Linked DNA regions of Homo sapiens: region 1 is linked to region 2. A link is a loop called in an ENCODE intact Hi-C map of the cell type or tissue named here. Cell type or tissue: Calu3. All regions are shown on one strand. Links, peaks and the distances in the headings refer to the core of each region. The heading gives the core; the rest is flanking DNA. Region 1 has its middle 17 kb from the start of MIR3130-1. Region 2 has its middle 55 kb from the start of CREB1.

Region 1 (5,385 bases), core at 93-5,092, 670 kb before region 2:
AAATTACTTGTGAATTTACTTGCTCATTTTTCCAAAGGATGTAATCTGTACACTTAGAAGTATTTCACTCACATGGGGCTCTTTGTAGCAACACAAACCGAACAAGCTATTTCTGAAACTCATATTTAACTGTGATTTGATATCATCTTGATTTTCTTAATTTTTTTTAAAATTGTGATAAAATACACAACATAATATTTACCATCTTAACCATTTTTAAATGTACAGTTCAGTGGCAGTGAGTACATTCACATTGTTATATAACAATCACTACCCTCCAGCTCCAGAATCTTTTCAACTTGCAAAACGGAAATACTGACACATTAAACAGTAACTCCCATTTCCCCTTTCCCCCAGTGCCTGGCAACCACCATTTACTTTCTGTCTCTATGAATTTTACTACTCTAGACACCTTATAGAGTGGAATTGCTCAGTATTATTCTTTACTGACTGGCTTCTTTCACTTAGCGTAGTGTTTTCTGGCTCATCCGTGTCATGGCATGTGGCAGTATTTCTTTCGCCCGGGCACTTTGGGAGGCTAAGATGGAGAGGCTGAGAGTTGAAGACCAGCCTGGGTAACATTGCAAGACCCCCATCTCTACAAGAAAATTAAAAAGGCTTGAGCCCAGGAGATTGAGCCTGCAGTGAGCCATGATCATGCCCCTGCACTCCAGCCTGGGGAAAGAATGATACCCTGTCTCAAAGAAAAAAAAAAGAATTTCCTTCCTTTTAAAAAGATGGAATTATATTCTATTGTATGTATATACCACATTTTGTTTATCTGCAGATGGGCCCTTGGATTGTTTCTACCTTTTGTATCAGTGTGTGTGTGTGTGTGTGTGTGTGTGTGTGTGTGTGTGTGTGTGTGTGTATTTCTAGAAACTTGTTATTCTCCTGAGTGTTAAACTGTTTTAAATGTTTGGTTTTTCATTTCTAGAACATTTTCCTATCCTAAAATTTACCTATCTGGCTATCTATCATCTATCACTTTTCCTAAGGATCTTTAGTTGTTTACTTTTTAATGAAGTATAATATACGTTATGATAGTGTATTTTATGTATCCTCATATCCTTTCACTGTGGATTTAATTTTTAGAAATAACAAAAAGTCACATAGGGCAAATTCATTAAGCTGAGTGGGTGATTAAGTTAACAATAGTAATGACCATGTATTAAGTGCCTACTATGTGCCAGGCACTGTGCTAGCATTTCACACCCATTATATCATTCAGTCTTCACACCCCTGTTTGGTGGTTATTAATGATTACTAATATTCATTTTATAGATGAATAAACTGATACTCAAGGCCTTAATTGCCTTTCCTAGGGGTGCACAACTAGAAAAAAGGCAGAGCCAGATCTGCACCCAAGTCCTTCTGACCCCAGAGCTCATGCTTGTATCATCGCACCAGTGTTACTCAAGCTTTCCTGGTGATTACAGTCACATGTACTTGACAAAACCACAAACTGTTGGGCCTGTCCCAGTGATACTGAATCGAAATTTACTGAGGAGGGACCTGGGAGATTACACTGCTTGAACAGCATGGTACCGGGGAACCAGAGATCAACTTCAACCCTTCTGTTAGCTCTTAGTGGGCTGGTCAGCTGGATGTAGAAGCTAAATTGACAGCAGGCAGATTAACAAGAGAAAAATGTATAAATTTTACTAGTTTTACATGTACTTGGGGATCTTCACAAGAAAGTGAAGTCTGAACAAGAGGCCAAAGTAAGATATTCTTATACTTTTTAGACAAAGAATGATAAATTTGAGAAGAAACAACAGGAGAAAGAAAATCTGGCTAGGACAGTAAAATTTTCTAGGGGAGTCACAGGAGATATATGAGGGGGTGTAAAGCAAGTGGAAGATAAAGGTTATTTTGTTCGTAAGTTTGTTTATTCGGGTTCCTTGCAGCCTCCAAGTCTCTGGTGATAAGGGCTATTTTCTCATCCTGGTATGGATAAATCTCAGGGCCTTCGAAGAGTATCCGTCCCAGAGGATTCTTTATCCCTTGCTCCATACAGGAAGATATAGATCAGCTCTTCCTTTCTGAAACTAGAATTTCTCCATTGTTTTCCATTAGAAATAATCAACATACAAATTTTGGGATGGCACATCCTTCAGTCCTCCAATGGTATCTACCATATTTTTTTCAAACATATAACATACTTTAAGGTAATGAGATTAGGTCGTGCAGCTCACAAATAGCTCTGAAGGCAGTTCCTATAGCAGAGACTCAATTGTTATGAGCATTAGCTATTGGCATGACAGAATAGGCTTCAAAGTGACTTCTTTGAAGGACAAGATTTATTTGAATGTTCTGCTTTAGAATCATTAAAATGAGCACCCTCACTGCCATGTTGGCTCTACGCACAGTAAGATTAGAGAGACAGCGTTTTACAGTGAAAAGAGTAAGTCAACCCTGGTTTGGGATCTGGATAAATTGCTTAACTTCTCAGAGCCTTAGTTTCTTCATCTGTAAAATGGATTACTACCCAATTTGAAGGACTATTGTATACATTAGAAATAACTATATATGCCTTGTCATGTAGTAGATGCTTATAGCAGTTCTTATAATAATAAAGCGAAGTCCCCGTGGTGTATTGTAAATGTGAACCACACTCCTCAGCAGTGATCCTTGTGTGCTAAGCTAGTGGACCAGAGTTTCCAGCTGAAGTAGATCTGGAACCGAGTCTTGAAAAATGTGTGTAGAGAAGCTTCTGTACTTTTCTTATGTGGATGGCAGTGGCGAGGGGGCGGTGGCGGGTGCAGCTGCAATACTTAAAAAGGAATTCTATTGTGGCAATAAATGAATATGGCAAGAAATGAGCCTGGCAAGAAATGAATGACAATGGCCCCTAGGTGGTGCTGAATCATCATGGAAGTGGAGGCTGGACACTTGGCATTTGCGGAGGTGACTTCCTTCTGGTTTGAATTTCAAATAAGAGCAGGACAGCTCCTTGGGATGTCTGGGAAAAAAGACCAGGCAGAAAAGAGTCTTTTCACTAGGAGCGGGTGCAAAATACTCTTGCCTGTGAGGCCTCTTCAGGTCTTCGGTTTGCTTTAGTTGGAAACAGGAAGCAGGGTCAGACCAACTTGTATTCATTTGCTGAGAGCTGTTGGAGCTGTGACTGATTCTGACAGATCAAATACCATTTATAACACTCCTGTGGGGGACACTTTAACCGGGGATGTTAGTGCTAGCCCCTCCAGAGACTAAGTATGTTTGCGGGATGTGAGGACCCCTGGAATATACAAATATGCATGCTAATGAATTTTAACAAAAATAACCCATTATTGTTTTCTGTGCAACACTGTGCATTTCTCAGCTACACCTGTCCTTTCCAACCTCAATTGCTGGGCAACCTATTTTTCTTTCGGCATCAGAAGCGATAGCATCTGGGAAGTGAATCTGATGAATTCTGCCTGGCAACCAACATCTTTCCAACTGCCAGATCCTGGGGTAAGAAACTGAGATGCTCTGGAGCTGGTTCAGGGCCAGAACGCACCTGTCCTTGAGGGCCTGGTGATGGGGGAAGGAGGCTGGCCAAATGCAGAACTTCTGAAAGTCCACTTCCTGAGTTCATTTCCATTTTGGCAAAATGTGACTTAGGTTTCCAAGGGAAGGAGTTTACATGTATTAAAATGTCTCAGTGGCTGAAGTTGCTTTGTGTCCTCCGCTAAAGCCTCCTACCATCGATTCCCATCTCCAACACGTTTTCAACTGTGGTGTTTTGGGAAGGTAACCATAGCAACTAATCTTATTCAGAAATGACTGGACCTAGGCAGTAAACGGCAAGGTAACCCCATGGTAATTTTCAGTGGAAACCCAATATTGATTCTAACAATTGTACAGGCTGAGCACTGTTAGCTATTTACTAAGCACTGTTCTCCTTTAAGACATTTGATTCTCACAACCCTGTGAGGTAGTCATCATTATCCTCTCTAACACTCGAGAGTTGGCCCATGGTTGTGCAGCTAATTAAATCTGCTGGACCCTGAAATCAGCTTTTTTCTCTTATACAGACTCTGCCTTCTAAGGAAAACTGGAGAGACGCCTTCCGGTGTCTATTTTGCAGGTAGTAAAAGTGAGTCACAGAATCATGGAAATTGTTCAAGGCAACAGCAGAGCTGCAGATCCTCTGCCCTAATCCCAATAATGCCTTTCTGTTATATGTAGAGCTTTAGAGCTCTCAAGATTATCTCATCTATTGCTCACAGCGGGTCTTTGTGATGATTATATCTATTTATAGATGAGAAAATTGAGACATGAAAAGGTTAAATGGCATTTCTCAAGGTCACCAATTACTATATTGAAGAACAAGAAATAAAATCCGTTTCTAATTCTCTGCTGCCTTACTAGATGTGGTGCTTTAAAAATATTTCATCCACTTATCTGTTTCAGAATGTATCAGATACATTAGGTACCATATATTATGTGTGGTTGACAAGATTTTCAGGATTAACTTTAATTCACCAGAGATAAACTTTATATCTAATGAGATCATCTTTATGGAAATACTGTTTATGAGTATAAATGTTTTTATGTGAGAATTATATATTCTAATGAATCTTTAAAAATCCATACTTCATGTGCTATAGATGCAAAATCATAAATTTATCTCTGTAAATTGCCTAAGATGATGGTAGAGAAGGGTGTTATGCTTAAAATTTTTAGCGCTGTAAAAGCTACAATAGTCTCAAGAGAAAAATGGTCAGTAATCTTTAACAGAGCCACCTGCCATGCATGGGGCCCAGTGTATGGAGAGGAAGGGTGGGGGCATAACCCCAATCCCACAGGGTATGTTCGGTGGCTTAGATTTGTTCACTCAGTGGGGTAGAGGCACAACTCATGAAGTGACACCCAGAAGCCTGGACTCCAAGTTCCTTTGAGAGCTTGATGTAGACCCTTCAAACATTGGTCGGGGGTGGGAGTGCGAGGTGAGAGTAGGAGGTGTGGGAAGGTGACTGGAGATAGAAGCCTGACTCTTGCCTGGAAAAGCCCAAAGGCAGAAGGCTGCCTGGAGCTGCTGCTGATGGCAGAGCAAAAACAGGTGGCTGTAAGAAGGCTTTTGGCTTCCAAGTTTTGCAGGGGAGAAGGGATGGCATGGATGCATAATATTTCCTGTGGATTAAACGAATGCTGAAGAAACTAGCAGGCTTGAGTCATCCTGAAAGGCACCTGTCCTAGAGGACGTCCTGCCAAAGCTCAGAAATCTCAGCAAAAAGAGGCTGTATGGGGTCTTCACAGTCAGCCTGAGAGTGCCTTGTGGGGGTCAGGTCAGGGAATGCTGTGGTGTAAGAAAGACACGCCATGGAAAGAGAGGTGGGAGTAGGGGTGTCTCTTAAGAACCCACAAAAGTCACTCATGTGAGGAGGAGCCAGCACT
Region 2 (5,385 bases), core at 172-5,171:
ACAGGAGTGCACCACTGCTCCCGGCTAATTTTTGCATTTTTGTAGAGACAGGGTTTCACCATGTTGCCCAGGCTGGTCTCTAACTCATGGGCTCAAGAGATCTGCTTACTTCAGCCTCCCAAAGTGCTGAGATTACAGGCATGAGCCACCATGCCCGGCCTGAATTAGTTACTTCTTCAGCTTCCTCGTCTTCTAGCTAAAAACCAAGATCACACCTTCAAATGCTATGATTTCACATTTACATTCTGCTCTTTTTCTTTCTGTCACGTGATCCTATCTTTAAATTTGGGAAGGATGGGGAGAGAAGGCTGTTGAGAGATGTTGCATGAACATTCATCATACAAGCCCATGAACCTGAGAGAGAATTCAGCAAGAAAAGTGAGACCAATAGGTTTGTGTGGAGCCTTCCTGTGTGGGCCACGCTGGGTTGGCCACGCTTTCCTTTGTTGCAGATGACACCTGGCTAGTGTCCTGTCTAGGATCCCAAATTCTAACTAGGTTTCCTCCTTCATGAACTGTTGGGTTTTAGTTAATGATTCACCCCTTCAAACACTCAGTTCTGACCCAGGACTGACTCAAGGCTTCCCAAGTCCCTGCTCGCAAATAACAGAATTCTTTGGAAATAAGCTCTTTTAAGAAAGTCTGTCCTCGCACTGCAATCTGAAACGTAGCAATTCGGCCTCTCCGGCCATCTTCATCTGTGTGTTTCTTGCATACAGAATTAAACTGGAAGGTCAGAGCCATTGTCTGTCTCTAGATCCGATTTCTTGCTTCGTAGTCTGGCGGGGAAGTGCTTTAATCTGGTATATTTACATTAGTCCTACTAACACATTTCCAAGTTCTCCAGCTGCCATGCTACGTGAACCAGGTCAAGTCTGGGAGGGAGAGGTTTGCTTTTCCTTCCTGTGACCTCAGGACTGATTTAATTAAACATCTCCTCCAGCCCCGATTTATAGTCTGAAAAGTGTTCTCACAGAGGCCCTTCGATGTGCTCTGCTTTTCAATTAGCTGAAATGCAATAAGTTAAATCGAAACACCATTCTGAGTGTCTGCTGCCACCCTGAGAGCAGTTGCAACAAGCGCATTCGTCTCTGAGCATTTAACTGCAAAGGGTTTAGATAAATGAGTGGTGGTTTCCTTTGGTAACTTAGCACGGTTCTGTAAGACAGATGAGAGGATTGCTGAGTTCCTCCCTGAGCTCCTGGGGGCTGCCAAGCTATCTCCCTGGATTCCCACTGTGAGGAGGAAATAACCTTTTAAATCTTATTTTATAAACACAAATTCTTTTTCTTTAAGATTAAAAATAAGAAAACCCATTTAACACATGGGGTAGGGGGGCTGAGGAAGTGAAGGGGAAAAAAGGAAAAAGGATGTCACAGTGGAACTGTCCTAAGCCTGTCCCTGGTGGCTTTTTGTTTTACCATCAGGCATCAGATGTCCTCCCCAGTTTGACAATCCTGACCCCCCAACCTGCCACCTAGGAATGAATGAAACCAAATTTCCCATAGGAAATGCTCTCTGCTAGTCTCTCAAAGGCTTCAGCCTCAAAATGAAATCTGACAAAAGAAACAAATTAGATTAAACTGCAGCGCTAAGGGCTTTGGATTGCTCAGATAAAAGAATCTACAGAGAGTTGTTAGGACTGAGCACAATCATCTTCTGCAACTTGGAGAAAAAATCTGAAGTCTTCCTTCCTACAGCTGTTCTTGCTGGCCATGGTGCAGTTTTTTTTTATCATCATCTAAAGGCAATAAACAGATGGTGGGAGATGGAAGGGCTCACGAAGGACCACAACCCGCGTGCCCACAGAAGCCGGGCAAGTAATATATGTGGACAAAACTGATCAGTGAGGATTTTTATGTGAGCTCTCCAGATTTTTAAATGTTGACAACTCATTCAATTAAAAAAAAAAAGAGTCCACCACTGTTACCGCAATGTTTACTGAGCACTTTCTATGTGCCAGGCACCTTATGAAATCCATTATAAAGTGCATCCTCACAACAGCACAGTGAGAGGCAGATGCTGTTATTACCTTCAGTTCATCTATGGGGAAAAGCAAATCTCGAAGTGGCAGAAGCAGCCCCTGCCCACAGCTGGGGCCCTGTTTCTATTTACTACCCTAGACTGCTTACCAGTTCTGTAGATGGCCGGGCGCGGTGGCTCACGCCTATAATCCCAGCACTTCGGGAGGCCGAGGCAGGTGGATCACGAGGCCAAGAGATCGAGACCATCCTGGCCAACATGGTGAAACCTCGTCTCTACTAAAAATACAAAAATTAGTTGGGCATGGTGGCGGGCGCCTGTAATCCCAGCTACTCAGGAGGCTGAGGCAGGAGAATCACCTGAACCCGGGAGGCGGAGGTTGCAGTGAGCCAAGATCGCACCACTGCACTGCAGCCTGGGCGACAGAGCAAGACTCCAGGGGAAAAAAAAAGTTCCGTAGACAAAGAAATTGATGCTCACTGGGATTCATGTGGCCAGAATCATAATAATAGTCGGGTGATTTTTTTTTTTTTCAAAGTAAGTAAACTACAGAAACGGAGCGTAGAGCGTAAAGAAGACATGCTGGAAAAGACAGAGAAATATAAGAAAAATATGTGTCATTGTTCCACGATATTTAGCCTTGTCCTAATGGTTGCGCAGACGAAGAGATTAGAGTTTTTATTTTAAAAACTGTGAATTTAAGCATCAATGATGCTGTTTCTATGATCATTCCCTGTGATTGAAACCAAATGGTGAAACAGCCTCACGAAAATGTCTGAGGTTCAAATGCAGTCGCCATTCTGTGTTTGTGTAGACAATGCTGCCCTCTCGTGGCTAACTTCTGAATAGAATTATTTTGTGATTAAAATCAGAACATTTTTACGTTCTCTATTTTCCCGAAGTATTCTGTAGAATGTTGCATCCATTTGCATCGCATATGTGATAATAAGTACATTACTTACATAGCACAACACCTTTGCATATTTTATATCTAATTTGGGATCGAGTTTGTATTATTTTTGCGATTGTTTTATAGGGCACTGGAAGAAATGAATGGAAAAAAATTATGATGCTACTGGGCTCCTGAACTTTCAGAATTCAATTCCTCAGGGAAGAAATGTTTTCTCATGACAGTAAACTTCGAAGAACTCTAGGACAGAAAATGTTTGCGTCTCTAATCTGAACATGATCTTATAGAAATGACTGTCCTCTTCCATTCTAAGGAAAAGGGTTTAATATTTGGAGGAAACAAGAGATCAGTTCATAAATATATTTTTAGGTAAAAACATGGTTCATGGTTGTGCATAGAAAATCACTTTCTGGTTTCCTGCAGGGCAGGAATTACAGAGAAATGACAGACCAAGAGGAGGCTATCAATAAGAGTTACCATGCCAAGGGTAGATGCTGCAAAGCAGTTTTCTTGGACCTGAGTGACAACTCCTGAACCACTGAACAGAAGCCTGCTGCCTGCATGCCTGTGTCATGAGCCCCCGTGCTGTGAGAGGACACACCTACACAGGAGCTGTGATGTGAACAGTGGGTAGACAGCAGTCCTAAGCAAAGGAAATGCCTTTTAAAGAAATAAGGTTGGGGAGTACTTTTGTAAAAAGAGAGGAATTGGCTGGGCGTGGTGGCTCATGCCTGTAATCCTAGCACTTTGGGAGGCCAAGGCCGGTGGATCATCTGACGTCAGGAGTTCGAGACCAGCCTGGCCAACATGGTAAAACCCCATCTCTACCAAAAATACAAAAATTAGCCGGGTATGGTGGCGCATGCCTGTAATCCCAGCTACTGGGGAGGCTGAGGCAGGAGAAGTGTTTGAACCCGGTGGGTGGAGGTTGCAGTGAGCCGAAATCATGCCACTGCACTGCAGCCTGGGCGACAGAGCAAGACTCTGTCTCGAAAGAAAGATAGAGAGAGAGAGAGAGAGAGACAGAGAGAGAGAGAGAAAGAAAGAAAGAGAGAAAGAAAGAGAAAGAAAGAAAGAAAGAAAGAAAGAAAGAAAGAAAGAAAGAAAGAAAGAAGGAAAGAAGGAAAGAAAGAAAGAAAGAAAGAGAGAGAGAGAAAGAAAGAAAGAAAGAAAGAAATAAAGAAAGAAAGAAAGAAAGAAAAGGAAAGAAAAAGAAAGAAAAGAAAGAAAGGAATCAAGCTACCTTCAAGACCCATCTTCAGGAATATTTGCAAGTGAAAGGAACCTTTCCACCTAACAGATCAACTGTTATTCTTAGTGGAGCTCTAAATCTGAAAATAGTTAAAAGTCAAAAATATGCCAAGAGTGGACTGAGGCCTGTGGGGCATAAGTCACTTGCAGACATACTAATGTGGCCTGCATTGTTTGTTCTTTTAATCAAAATATTTTACATAAAAATCCAATTTTGGGTTTCTCAGTAAAGTCAGAGGACTTGGCGTGACTGGGCCAATCCTTCCACTGGAACTGATGAGTGACTGCCCCTTTACAGAGAGCACATCACTATTGTTTGCCATTATCCCTACCCCTCCCTGACATGAACCCAGCTCATCTCACCGGTTTTCACTAGTTGCCTGCACTCTGTAGACCTTTAAGTTACATCCTTTTTGGTTCTGTCTCTGAGAATTGTGAGGCACATATTTATTCTTTAACATCCACAAAGCTCAGGAAATTTAAATAGCACTTGGGCAGGGGACAAAGTTTATGAGCACTAATTCTGACGTATTCCTTTTCATTTCCCATACACTTTTCTTCCACTTTATCCTGTCATCGTTACAACATCCCGCAAGGGTTTTAGGCATTATTTGAATTACAGGTTATCTCTAAAGCACCTGAAGTTTTTGTAAAGGAAGTTTTTATATAAATCTACATTTAAAATGATTAAAACAGGCTAACGGAAAGCACATTGAATTAGGAAGCAGAAAACCTGGGATCTTACTCAAAGCTTTTTCCTGGATAAAGTCTGTGGCATTAAGTAATCCATTTAAACCCTCTTTACCTTTTAATACTCCATAAATAAGAGACAATGATACTTGTTCCTCCTACCTCACCAAGATTTTTTAAAATAACCATAAATCAGAAGACATGTGTTAAGTATTCAGAGTCTACAAAAGAAATGTATGCTAGAAAGACCAAGATAGCATCAGACGATGCAGCATTTGATATACAGTAAATATGAAAGAGTTATTCAAAGGGGACCTTATGAAAAAGGAAGCTATTGCTATATAATCATATCTTATATAACAAATAATAACTTTTTAAAAGATAGAGGTTGGGAGAAAGGAAATAAAACTCTTTACAATTTTATTTTCTTTTTTTTTTTTTCTGGAGACAATGTCTGGCTCTGTCACCCAGGCTGGAGTGCAATGGCACAATCTCAGCTCACTGCAACCTCCACCTCTCAGGTTCAAGCAATTCTCCTGCCTCATCCTCCC

The links. Peaks named below come from ENCODE experiments on the same cell type or tissue, not always from the same donor. Only the 100,000 strongest peaks of a DNase experiment are listed, where the experiment ranks them.
Region 1: it touches region 2 in a loop (16-fold over the local background); 100 of 110 quality-filtered maps call a loop at or near these places.

Annotation. Positions count from the first base shown.
Region 1 is chr2:206,797,839-206,803,223 of GRCh38, forward strand. No RefSeq gene overlaps it. Among named protein-coding and RNA genes, the nearest start is that of MIR3130-1, 17 kb to the left of the region's middle. In Calu3, for the core only: a CTCF peak has its summit at 2,833 (motif pointing right); a DNase peak (open chromatin) is centred at 2,863.
Region 2 is chr2:207,472,275-207,477,659 of GRCh38, forward strand. No RefSeq gene overlaps it. Among named protein-coding and RNA genes, the nearest start is that of CREB1, 55 kb to the right of the region's middle. In Calu3, for the core only: CTCF peaks have their summits at 1,102 and 2,807 (motif pointing left); a DNase peak (open chromatin) is centred at 2,797.